Regions from separate parts of the Homo sapiens genome. Here region 2 is linked to region 1. A link is a loop called in an ENCODE intact Hi-C map of the cell type or tissue named here. Cell type or tissue: heart right ventricle. All regions are shown on one strand. Each heading gives the region's core, and the rest is flanking DNA. Links, peaks and the distances in the headings are about the cores only. Region 1 overlaps LOC107984568 (a long non-coding RNA gene). Region 2 has its middle 23 kb from the start of DLEU7-AS1.

What was found. Hi-C counts contacts between places; a loop is a spot of excess contacts. Peaks named below come from ENCODE experiments on the same cell type or tissue, not always from the same donor. Only the 100,000 strongest peaks of a DNase experiment are listed, where the experiment ranks them.
Region 2: a loop joins it to region 1, with 1.9 times the contacts of the local background. A loop is called at or near these places in 8 of 110 quality-filtered maps.

The regions. Positions count from the first base shown.
Region 1 is chr13:50,682,663-50,688,046 of GRCh38, reverse strand. LOC107984568 (a long non-coding RNA gene) reads left to right here. Exons shown (of 3, transcript XR_001750074.2): 3 at 4,046-4,326. Among named protein-coding and RNA genes, the nearest start is that of DLEU7-AS1, 120 kb to the left of the region's middle. In heart right ventricle, for the core only: no CTCF peak of the experiment used is centred there; DNase peaks (open chromatin) are centred at 2,346 and 3,496; H3K27ac peaks cover 4,392 bases.
Region 2 is chr13:50,782,085-50,787,468 of GRCh38, reverse strand. It overlaps a transcript of DLEU7 not described here. Among named protein-coding and RNA genes, the nearest start is that of DLEU7-AS1, 23 kb to the left of the region's middle. In heart right ventricle, for the core only: no CTCF peak of the experiment used is centred there; no DNase peak of the experiment used is centred there.

The DNA of each region.
Region 1 (5,384 bases), core at 256-5,255:
TCATTAAATCCTAGGCCAGGCAGTTTTGCTTTCTTTAGCTATATGTTGCCTTAGAAGCTAACTAAAACATCTTCACTTGCCCACCAGTGAGCTGTGTCCTGTATTCAATTAGTTTCAGCAAATTATTAGAAAAAGAGGAGCATTGTTGAACCAAGAGCTGCATGCAATATTTAGATTTACAAACTAATACAGTATAAAGGCTCCCTAAGAAGTTCACATGCCTCTGTCTAAAAGACCGGCTCCTTCAAACGATACCATTGATTCCTGACATCAGACAGTCTGTCATAGAGAAGTCAGGCAGTGGACATTCTGAAAACTAATTCAAAGCGGGGCACTTGCTCCATGGCATGTTTCTCCTTAATGGGCTCAAAAGGCCAATGTTCTCTCAGACAATTAGGCCTTCTCATCCTGGCGAAATCTGGCCTTCAAGACTTGTTTTTCAATGTCTATCTTCCAAGACAAAACAAAGTTTTAACCAGACAAAATCTGCCAATGTGACTATTTCCCCCCTTCTGGGGCGACTGAATCACCTTTTTAAAAAATGTCTTGGATGTCCTTTTGCACAAGCCAAGAAAGGCCTACCCATAGGATGCTCTGTTTGCATTTGTAGCAAGAGAAAGTCAGTGTAGTTTGAAATTGGAAGTTCAAGATCTATTAAAATAGATCATTCTACCAAAAAGACATATGCACTCGTATATTCATTGCCATGCTATTCACAATAGCAAAGACATGGAATCAACCTAGTTGCCCATCAGTGGTGGATTGACTAAAGCAATTGCGGTACACATATTCCATGGAATACTATGCAACCATAAAAAAAGAATGAAATCATGTTCTTTGCAGCAACATGGATGGAGTTGGAGGCCATAATCCTAAGTGAATTAATGCAGGAACAGAAAACCAATACCCCAGTTCTCACTTATAGGAGAGAGCGCAACATTGAGCACCCACAGACATAAACATGGGAACAATAGACACTATGGACTACTAGAGGGAGGAGGAATTGAGGGTGGTATGGGTAGAAAAAGTACCTACTGGGTACTATGCTGACTACCTGAGCGCAATATACCCGTCTAAGAAAACTGCACATGTATCCACTGTATCTAAAGTAAAAGTTGGAAAAAAAGATTTGGGGGTGAAAATGAAAAAGATGTGTTCTATTACGGAATTTTGTTTAAGACTCTTTGCTTAATAACGGAGAGGTTAAAAGCAGGGAACCAAAAAGAAGCTGCAGACTTTATCTCTGAGAATCTGTGGTGAGAACTGTCTCAGAAAGTACTCTAACCACAGAGAAGATGAGGAGACCAGATGAGTCTCACGGGCCCATGAACACTGAAGTGCTTATGAACATTTTTGGGACACACATGAAAGAGGCAAAAGCAAGTTGTAATGTAGCTAAAAGTTGAGGCACTCATTTATTTAAAAGAGAGGGGAAAATCATACAGAAATCATTTTTAAAAACCTTTGTCACTTTTTGAACCTTTTTTGGCTCAAAATCAAGATTCCTAATATTAAAGTAAATAGTGATTTGTTTTTGGTGGGAGCTGTATTTTGAATCAGTAGATTAATACAGAGATCCTAAAACCAGCATGTCCAATCATGTGGTCCCAACCTCAAGGTGTTCAAGCTGGGAGTATTATTTTTCCCAATCAAGCAACAGAGAAGATACACATTTGAGTATTTTACTGACTTGTGAATACAGATTGTTACTTCTAACAATCAGGCAGAAAATTGTATCTTGGTTCAATGTAATGCCACATGGTATATAATGACAAGCTGCTTTGAAATGTAATTACTTTTATAGAAATAAAACCCTTTCACATTTTGTTTTGTTGACAAATAGACCAGGCAGCCGCCAAAGAAGTGTCGATGGAACACTTTTCTCAGAAGCATATGCTTCACTTTAGCCAAGAAAGAAGAAAACACTTGATCAACATGTATGTGTGTATCCTGAGACGCTTAATCAGAAAGATACACAGATCTTTCTTTTCCATAATCATGAGACCTGAGATTTTTCTCGAGGGAAGTGTTCCAACATGAGAAAGAAAATACATAGTTCAAAAAGCCCGTGTGTTCAATTTGCTGCCACATGGTTTAAATTATCTATGTATTTATTAAGGGCGCTAAATAGGCAGCTTAATTTAGGGAGAGGGGTCATTTAAGTTGAGAAAAATCATGTTTAATCCCTCAACTCACTACAGGTTGATTGTGCTTTTTAAACGCATATAGCCTCAGCTAACAAAATTCCCCATGATAAGAAGTTCCCCTGTCTGCTTCTAAATTTGTCAGCTGCCAATAACAATGGAAACTTGTTAAGCTCCTGGCTTCAGGCCCAGCTGCTCTGGGCGTCTTCCAGAATTAGAGATTTGTCAGTTACTTTCTCTTTATGTTGCCAGTGTGCTTGCCTGCAATTTGGGGGTCAGCTCTCTGTTCCTGGCATATCATGTGTTTGTTACATTACTATAGAGTGGAAACCAAAGGGCCAGGGTATCAGAGCTTCTTTGCTTGTATAAGTCTGCTTTGGTTTTTTTCTCTGGATGGGCGTAAAGCAGGTCTGAAGGGAACCATGAGGAAGACATGATTAGATGTAAAAGGCTGGAAATTTGAACATTTACTGGCTATTTGATGGCAAGACAGAATTCTAACTTTCTAAGCTTCAGAATGGATAGTTATGTTTCTATAAAGAGTCCTTATTTTTTAAAAATACAATATGAAACATTTTAGATAAAATTACATATTATCTGTAATTTGTTTCCAAATAATATGGGAGTGAGACAGTGGGTCCAGATGAAGTAAGATTGGCTGTGAGTTGATCATTGTTGAAGGTGATTGGTGGGTACACAGGGATACATTCAACTACTACGCATATTTTTGTATTCATAGTTGATATTTTCCAAGATACAATTTTTTTTTAACTGGAAGAAAAAAAGTGCCTGAGAAGAATGCAAGATCCCTTAATAGCCCTCTCTGGACTATCAACAAATCTTAGGGAAATAGGGTAAGAGTTTGAGAATCTTTTAGAAACATGGCTTTCCATTTTTTGCCAGCATTTATGAAAGAGTATTTGATAGTGCCCCCATGCTTTGCCCCGTGTCTTCTACCACACTATTTTTATTATATGGTTCTCAGGCTGAGAACCTGAGACCCATGGACTGTGAAACTCTTCTCCAGATGTCTTAGAGCATGCTTAGGGTTTAATCCGCCCACCTCCTTGGGTCTTTGACTTGTACATGGCTTCTTAAGTCCCATTTTCACTGGGCCAAAATGCCCTGAATTATTTCTTTATGGCCTCCAGCCCCAGTGGATTCTCTGTGTGAGTCTGGCTCAAGATGTACACATGCATATCTTCAATGTCCACCTATTTTTATTTTCATCTGAGCCTGTATAGCCAGACAATGGAAGGAAGTGTTTCTCTTGGTGACCCACAGTAGCCTTCCTTCCTCCCGGCCCATTGCGGTGGCTGTGGTTGTCTCATTCCCTTCTGTGTGCTAAAATCAGCCCCACTCAGAACCTCCCCAGACTCTGGTCTGTGCCTTTTACTTGCCTTGTGTGGTTATTTTGATTGCTATAGCAAGAACCCTATTTGTAAGCAGGCTGAGCAGTGTCAAGCATAGATGACCTGGGCGACAGCCCCAGGCACTTGCCTCTTGGTGCCTTGTGTCTAATTCAGAGGCATGAGGTGCTCTGCCTTATTTATGGCAGCATGTGAGGGTTCCATCTTGGAGAGCAGATGTTAGCCTTCATCTAAGATAGTGGACATCTTGGGCTTTTGATATTGGCATCAAAGCTCCTACAAAGTGCTCTGGGACCCATTGCAATATAGTCTTCCTTGGACCACTCTAAGCAGAGGTTCTTGAGAGAGAAAGAAGACAAACATGTTATGAGAATAAATCATCATTAAGGACAAAGAGACTGAAAAAGCAGAACAATCTTGAGCAAAGGATGAGGACACCAGTCATCTCTTTCTGCACCAGCATCTCTAGTGCCCAAGAACTTCTGGCACATGGTATTACACTTTATCTTTATCTTTATCTTTATTTTTAAGGGAAGGGAGAGGTCAAGCATGAGAAAGACTGATGTGGAAGTAAAGAAACCTGAATTCTTGACCCCGCCCTGCTACTAGCCAGCCTTCTGATATCAGGTACACTTTTATTTCATGTATTTATCAAGCATCCAGTACCTAGCCAAGCATAGTACTGGCACTTCAGGAACAACACAGATGAATAAGAAATAGGATCTGTTTTTAAGAAGCCCATGGGGAAGCAGACCCATACATAAAATCTAAGCCACAAAATATTGTAGGATCTACTATGTAGGGTGCTTGAGGGTAGGTCCCAGGGGTCTCCAAGAAATGCATGATTGATGGTAACTGGTTTGCGGAGGAAAGGATTGGCATAGGCTCACCTCAGTCTTCCTGTTACCATAACAAAGGCAGACTGCAGTATCTATAGCATCATTCTTCTAGAACTGTAAGTATCTCTGAATTTATGTAATTGGGGAACCACAGCACAGAAATGATGGGTATTTTCCCATAGTCCTATGAAGATTTTGTGGCAAGGCCAAGGCTGGGACAGAAGTATTGGGACTCCTGAAACAGTGCTCCTTCCATCAGCACTAATTCAGTCTCGGTGCTGAGTTGCCTTACAAAGTTAATTAATTCAAACACGTCTGCTTATTTTATCCAAAACAGAACTTGAAATATCCACAGTGGTTCTCAGCTTGAACCTAATTTTGAACAAAGAGAAAGAACTGTTCTGCAAACCCTCTCCATTTTTCTCACAGCACATGATGAGCACTGGGGCTCTTTGCAGAAGTCCCTTATGGTAAAAACAAAACAAAACATAGTGCTCACTCCAATAAACTTGCAGTCAACCCTAGCCCAGAAGCAAAATCCCGTGCAGAGAATACAATCCCTTGTTCCTCACAAATCTAAAAGGGAAAGAGATTTGTGAGTAGAGCTTTCAGCTATGCGAATAGACCATTGTTCATCAGGCATCTCATTGTAAATTCTACTTTAAAACTTGTTTGTTTCCACTGAACCCCTGAATTTTTTACTTGTGTACCTATTTGTAACAAAAAGGAGAATTCCAAAAGCACAAAGGAAATGTAGAGGATGAGAAAGAGAGAGGGAGAGGGGAAGTGAGGTGGGGGGCGGGAATTGAACTGTGGAGTTCAAATGAACCTGTAGCTAGTGACATCTGCACTTATCTAACTCGGGTTTGGCCACACCCTATAAAAATGCACATTGAAGAGTTTAATGAACATTGGTTCCTTGTCAGATTAGCAAACTTTTCACTATCTGACTGTAATGTTTCCAATGCTTACATCTCAGAGGCTCAACGTTGAGGGAGACAGAAATCATAGGAAAAAAGAGCAATTACACA
Region 2 (5,384 bases), core at 322-5,321, 99 kb before region 1:
TATCTCCCTGCCCCCAACACATGCTGGTGTTCCATTTCCCTTTGAGAGTCATGGGATATGAAACCCCAAATGCTACTTTAAATGTTAGTAATTACAACAGAGAATGCAGACAATGTTATTCATTTCTCTTCTGATTTAACAGTGGGAGGTCCCTGTTGATTGGAGAAGTAATGCTAACAGTAACATTTCTGAGCTTTGTGTTTTAAATCCCCTCCTGGGCATTATTAAGCAGGCCTGACCTCACCAGGAAAACTCATAGTCAGTACAGCATTTACTAAGTAAACGCCAGGCACTGTTTTAAGGACTTTTTGTTATGTTAACCCATTTTATCCTCATAATAAGGAAGGTGATGCCAGAAAAATTATCCAAAACTTGAAACGAAGGCTAAAAGGTGAGAGACATGTTCTTTCAATATCATAGGAGAGAAAAGGCCACTCAAGGATTTTCTTGAATAATGTCCTTGATTTACCTCATCACTCAACTTTGATTAAAGTTCCAAGGCTTAAGGAAGTCACTTGTTAATTTGAAGACTTTGGTCCAGCAGATTTACAAATAATTTATCATCAGGGAAACCGAGAACCTCAGTGATTTATGGCATGTTGGACATTACCCAGATTATATCTAACCTGGCAATCTTATCCTAATATTTCTCTGTTAAATTTTCTGTAAATATCCTTACTCCTCAGATGCCCTTTGAGGGTCATAACATTCATTTTTAACTCACACAAAGAGTTAAAAAATAAAGGATTTTATGTTTTCTAAAAATTCCATTTTGAAAATTATCATTTGCACAGAGAAATTATGGGGTTTGCCCAAGGACAGAGAGATTCAGTTGGTAAAGCTGGGATTCTCACTCAGGAAGTCTGGTTCCAGGGAAGTCCTGTATTTACCCACCATGTATTAGTGAGCAATTTTCTCCATTCTTAACTGTTCTGGATTTCTCTTCCTGCTGAATCCTACGAGTATTTATTTCATTTAACAAATATGCACTGAGCTGCTACTATGTGGCAGGTTCTGGATTAACCTACATGGTAAATTGTATTAATGTTGTATAGTACACGTATACAAATTAGCTCTTATCTATGTGTTCAGGAACTAAAAAACAAAACAAAACAACCAAAAACCAGGCAAGGAAACTTCTGGGCAATTACATAATTTGCTGTGTCATTTCTTTAGAGTCTTGTGATTATCTATGAATATGGCATATGGTGAACCAAGTGTATTTGCCACACAGGTAGAGAGAGAAACCAGAATGGGTAAAAATCAGGCTCTTTGATGATGGGGTTCAGGCCCATGTAAAGTCCAAGAGTTAGGTATTTTCTAGAACCTTGAACCCATCAAAGTCTTATTAGTAAAACCACACAAGCAAAATGATGTCACACGAAAGTCTCCTTCTGCCAAATCTCTGCCACCATGATCTGCTTCAAAACGATGGCTGCCTGGAGTTTCTCCACCTAATTTTCATCTTAATGCTGGTCCTTTATGCTAGAGTCTGTTCAAGCAATTATGAGTAGTGGTTTCCTTCTATTCTGGCGGCCAGTATGTTCTGTCATTTTAAAGGCGTTGCTGCCTTTAGATAATGAGAGTATAGAATAAAGGGCCTGGAATATCCATGGCCACACCTGTATTTCTATCTCTCTGTTCCCTGAGAACATTTGGCAAGTGTTGGTGATAAATGCTCTATTCTTGGAGAAAACTGGTACTTCCCATGACGTTTTGAAGTGTTTATCTCCAAGTCATGAATGGCAACTTCAACTCCCAAGTCAGGAAATTCAGCTACAGCCCAGAGAAGAAGGAAGTGATGCCACAGGAGTGTTTCCCAGTTAGGTGGTTCAACATTGAGGAAGACAAAGCTTAATTTACCATTTAGCTTTGCAGCCTCTTAATCACCCAGTAGTTGGCCAAGTTGCCTTAAGTGATCTTTTTTTATAGCTGAGGATAAGGCTGTAAGGACTATTCAGCACTCAAATTTTCAGATTCCAATTTTCAATTTCCAATGGGTCATATTAACTCCAGGATCAACTACCATATTTGGCTTCTAATAGAGCAAAATTCTAGGTGAAAACTGTTCTGTACTCCCCAGGTACTCCTCTCAAAAACAAAATTTAAGAAAATTGTAGTGTTACACTGATTACTATGATTACTGTCACATCTTCTGATTTAATCTAAAATTGCTCTAAGATGTGAAATAATTGAAAGCTAGTGAATGCCTGGCCTCATTCCTGATTCCGGGTGCATCCATCTCTGTGTCTCACTTGTCCCAACCCCAGGTGCCCATTGAATATGGGTTTTCTCCAAATGATTTGATGTCACACCTGCGTAAGTTACTCCTCAGCTTAAGTCAGCAGGAAGGAACATTAACCCAGGCCATCTAGTAGATTATCCATTGGCAAACTCAGGCTTCACAGGACCAACAGTCATGGCACTTCCATAGGGCATGACGTAAGCTGAGGGGTTGTCTCTTCTCCTTATATAAGCAGCCCAAGTAAAAGCCCAATTATGTTAAATCTAGAGAAGAACAAGAAGTCCCCAGACTCTCTTCAGTAAGAAAAAACTAATTTGCACATCTGAAGACAGCTAGTTTCAGGTTGATAACTGACAGCTCTAGGGAAGAACAGTTCACTCAGAGCTGCAGGACAGGTTCCAATATGAATCGCTTACTTTTATAAAGCACTTAACTGTTCACACAGATGCAGGGAAGGAGATTGATCACTCCACTACAGATCAGAGAAAGAACCCAGATGGTCCGAGCAGCTTGTCTAAGGTCACCGCTAGGGAGAAGTGGCAGGTCAGGGATGGGAGTCCATGCTTTCAAATGCAGCGGCCATGCAATCTCTCTGTGAGTGTCTCCAGGACAGGTTGCCATTTGTGCCCATAGAAAATGCACTTGAACACTTCTCCTGAGTGTGACATGCTCTGTGGAGGGAAATGTCCATTATCTGGGGGCACAAACATCTTTCTTGGAGAATAATGTGATCGAAAATTCCCATTGCTTCTCCTCCCTTGAGATGGAAACAAGTTGGGGAGAGGTATGCAGTGAACAATTCAGAAGAACCAATAACCAAGCTAAGTTAAGGCAGATATGCAGATGGAATTCCAGTAGGTTTGATTTCCACATGAGATGCCCAGCTGCATTTTTCCATCACTTTTTATGGGCCTCTAAGGAGCTGTGAAAAATACCTGGTCTGTAGGGACCAATGTTCTGAAGTAAGCAGCTAGGAAAAAATCCTTCTTTAATATGTCTTGAAGTGAATTCATGATTGCACCAGAAATATATCTTAATACAACATGAGCACATCAATAACCCAAAAAGCAGAAGTGCTTCCAAAGCACTTCAAGTGGACGTTTGATTAACATCTCACAGCTCTAGACATTTGGAAACTCTCTGCATCCAGGTTGCACAGAAATCCATGTGCCTGGCAAAACACAGGGGGCGGGTCGCTGAACTGAAGCTAGAGCTTACGGCTTTGCAAGAGCAAGGGTTGGCAACCTCTTAAAAACAGGGAGTGGTAAGTCTGTGATCTTTGTTCTGGCAGAGCAGTCACAGCACAGGCCTAGAGGGCCTGGCCATATCTCTATATGTGTTCCTTTGGGCGTGGTATGGGCCAGCATGGGGAGAGCCTATGGCAGGGATCAGGGACTGATGGCTGGGGATGGGTGTGTAAAAAAGTGTCTGTTGCTGGAGTAAATTTCAGAGGACTCACCTCAGCTCACCAGTACGTCTCCAGCACTTTGTGTTGAATTTGTGAGCACCTATTTTCTTTATGTTTTACATTCCTGCTACCTGTTTGTGGCAGAGACGCTATTGGCCATCAATCCATCAGCTATAGCCTGTACTTTCTTTTGCTCACAGGACTTCACTGCAGTCACCCTCCTCTGAGAGGTTGTATCGGCTGGGTCCCTCCCCATACTAGGGAGGGAAGCTCCACTGGTCTAAGCTAATCATAGTGGTGTCATTCTAAGTGAATGAAACTACAGAATAATTATAACTTGGAGTGAGATGGTTTGGGGATCAACAAGGCTTCCAGTTGGCCAGAGGGTGGACTCTGTGTAAGATTATGTGTAAGATGACGTAACCTGAAAATATAGATTAGAATCAAGCTATTGGGGTACTTTGAATGATAGGCCAGGAAGTTTAGATTTTGTTCATGTCATTGTTTGGTTCAGATAGTTTATTTGGAAGGCCATCTCTGGGGGCACAAAAGGGAAGAAGTAGGGGAAGTGAGATAGGGAAGGGAGAAACCAATGAAACATTTGTTAAATGAGTGATTTGCTGCTGTGAGCAATGGGAGCTCAGCCCTGCTGGGCCCCCTGAGAAATGGAGAAACACACTTTAGAATCCATCTACCGGAGATAAGGAGACTGAGGAATTCAGCAAGTGATTCCCAACCCCTATTGGTTGAGGTTGCCCTCAGCAGTGTTGACTTTTCCCAACTTCTGGGTTATACCTTTTGTAAAACAAGCTCCCTTGATGCTGGAGAAAACTTTTAGGAAGAATAGAAAAGAGACACACGCCTTTGAAGTGGGAAACTGTCTTGGGAGCTCATGTTGTAGGTGAACGCAGGCTGAGGGGAGGTGGACCCAGGCACCAACAGCATCTGCTACATTCAGTAATTAATGGAAGACACAGAAAATGTTTGAATAGGTAAAGGACATGATTAGAAGTTATCCTGAAGAGTTTTTTTTTTTTTTTTCTGTAGACAGTGTATATGATGGGTGGGAATTCACATTTTTATTCAAAAGACAATTTTGAGTCCTGTGCAATATGCTAGGAATATGGTAAGGAATAAATCTTCTGACTTCAAGAAGCTCACTATATGGAAACTAGGGCTATTTTGTAGAAGATGAGGAGGCTGTGCTAATGGTCAAGTGTGAAATAATGAGGAAGCAAATTAAAGCCATGGCAAGGGAAGGCAGAAAGGATAAAATGGTTGGAGATAAAATTGCAGAGATCAAATGAAGAGGTCGCAATAGCTTCTTGGACAAGGAGGTTGAGAGTGAGGGAGAATTCATAGATGACTAAAGTTTTGGTTATGGCTATTTGAGAATATCACACTGCCAACAACAGAATCTTAGATGCTGAGAAAAGAGCTATATTGGAGGATGGCACAGAGGCTGGGAAAATGATTACCATGGCAAAGACACAACATATGCACATGTCTGATTTCCGTTAGCCATTTATTGGAAATGGCTTTTGTTTCAGGAACCATGCCAGTCACTGTACTAAAGTCTAGTTACAAAGACTAATGAAAAATGATTTTTATTCTCAAGGGACTTACAGACCCTTTGTGAGGGAGGTGGTTTTCTAGATATGTGAGGAGTCATGATCAGACCACTAACGGAGGGAAGAGAGTGTTAAGAAAGGCTTCTTGAAATATATGACA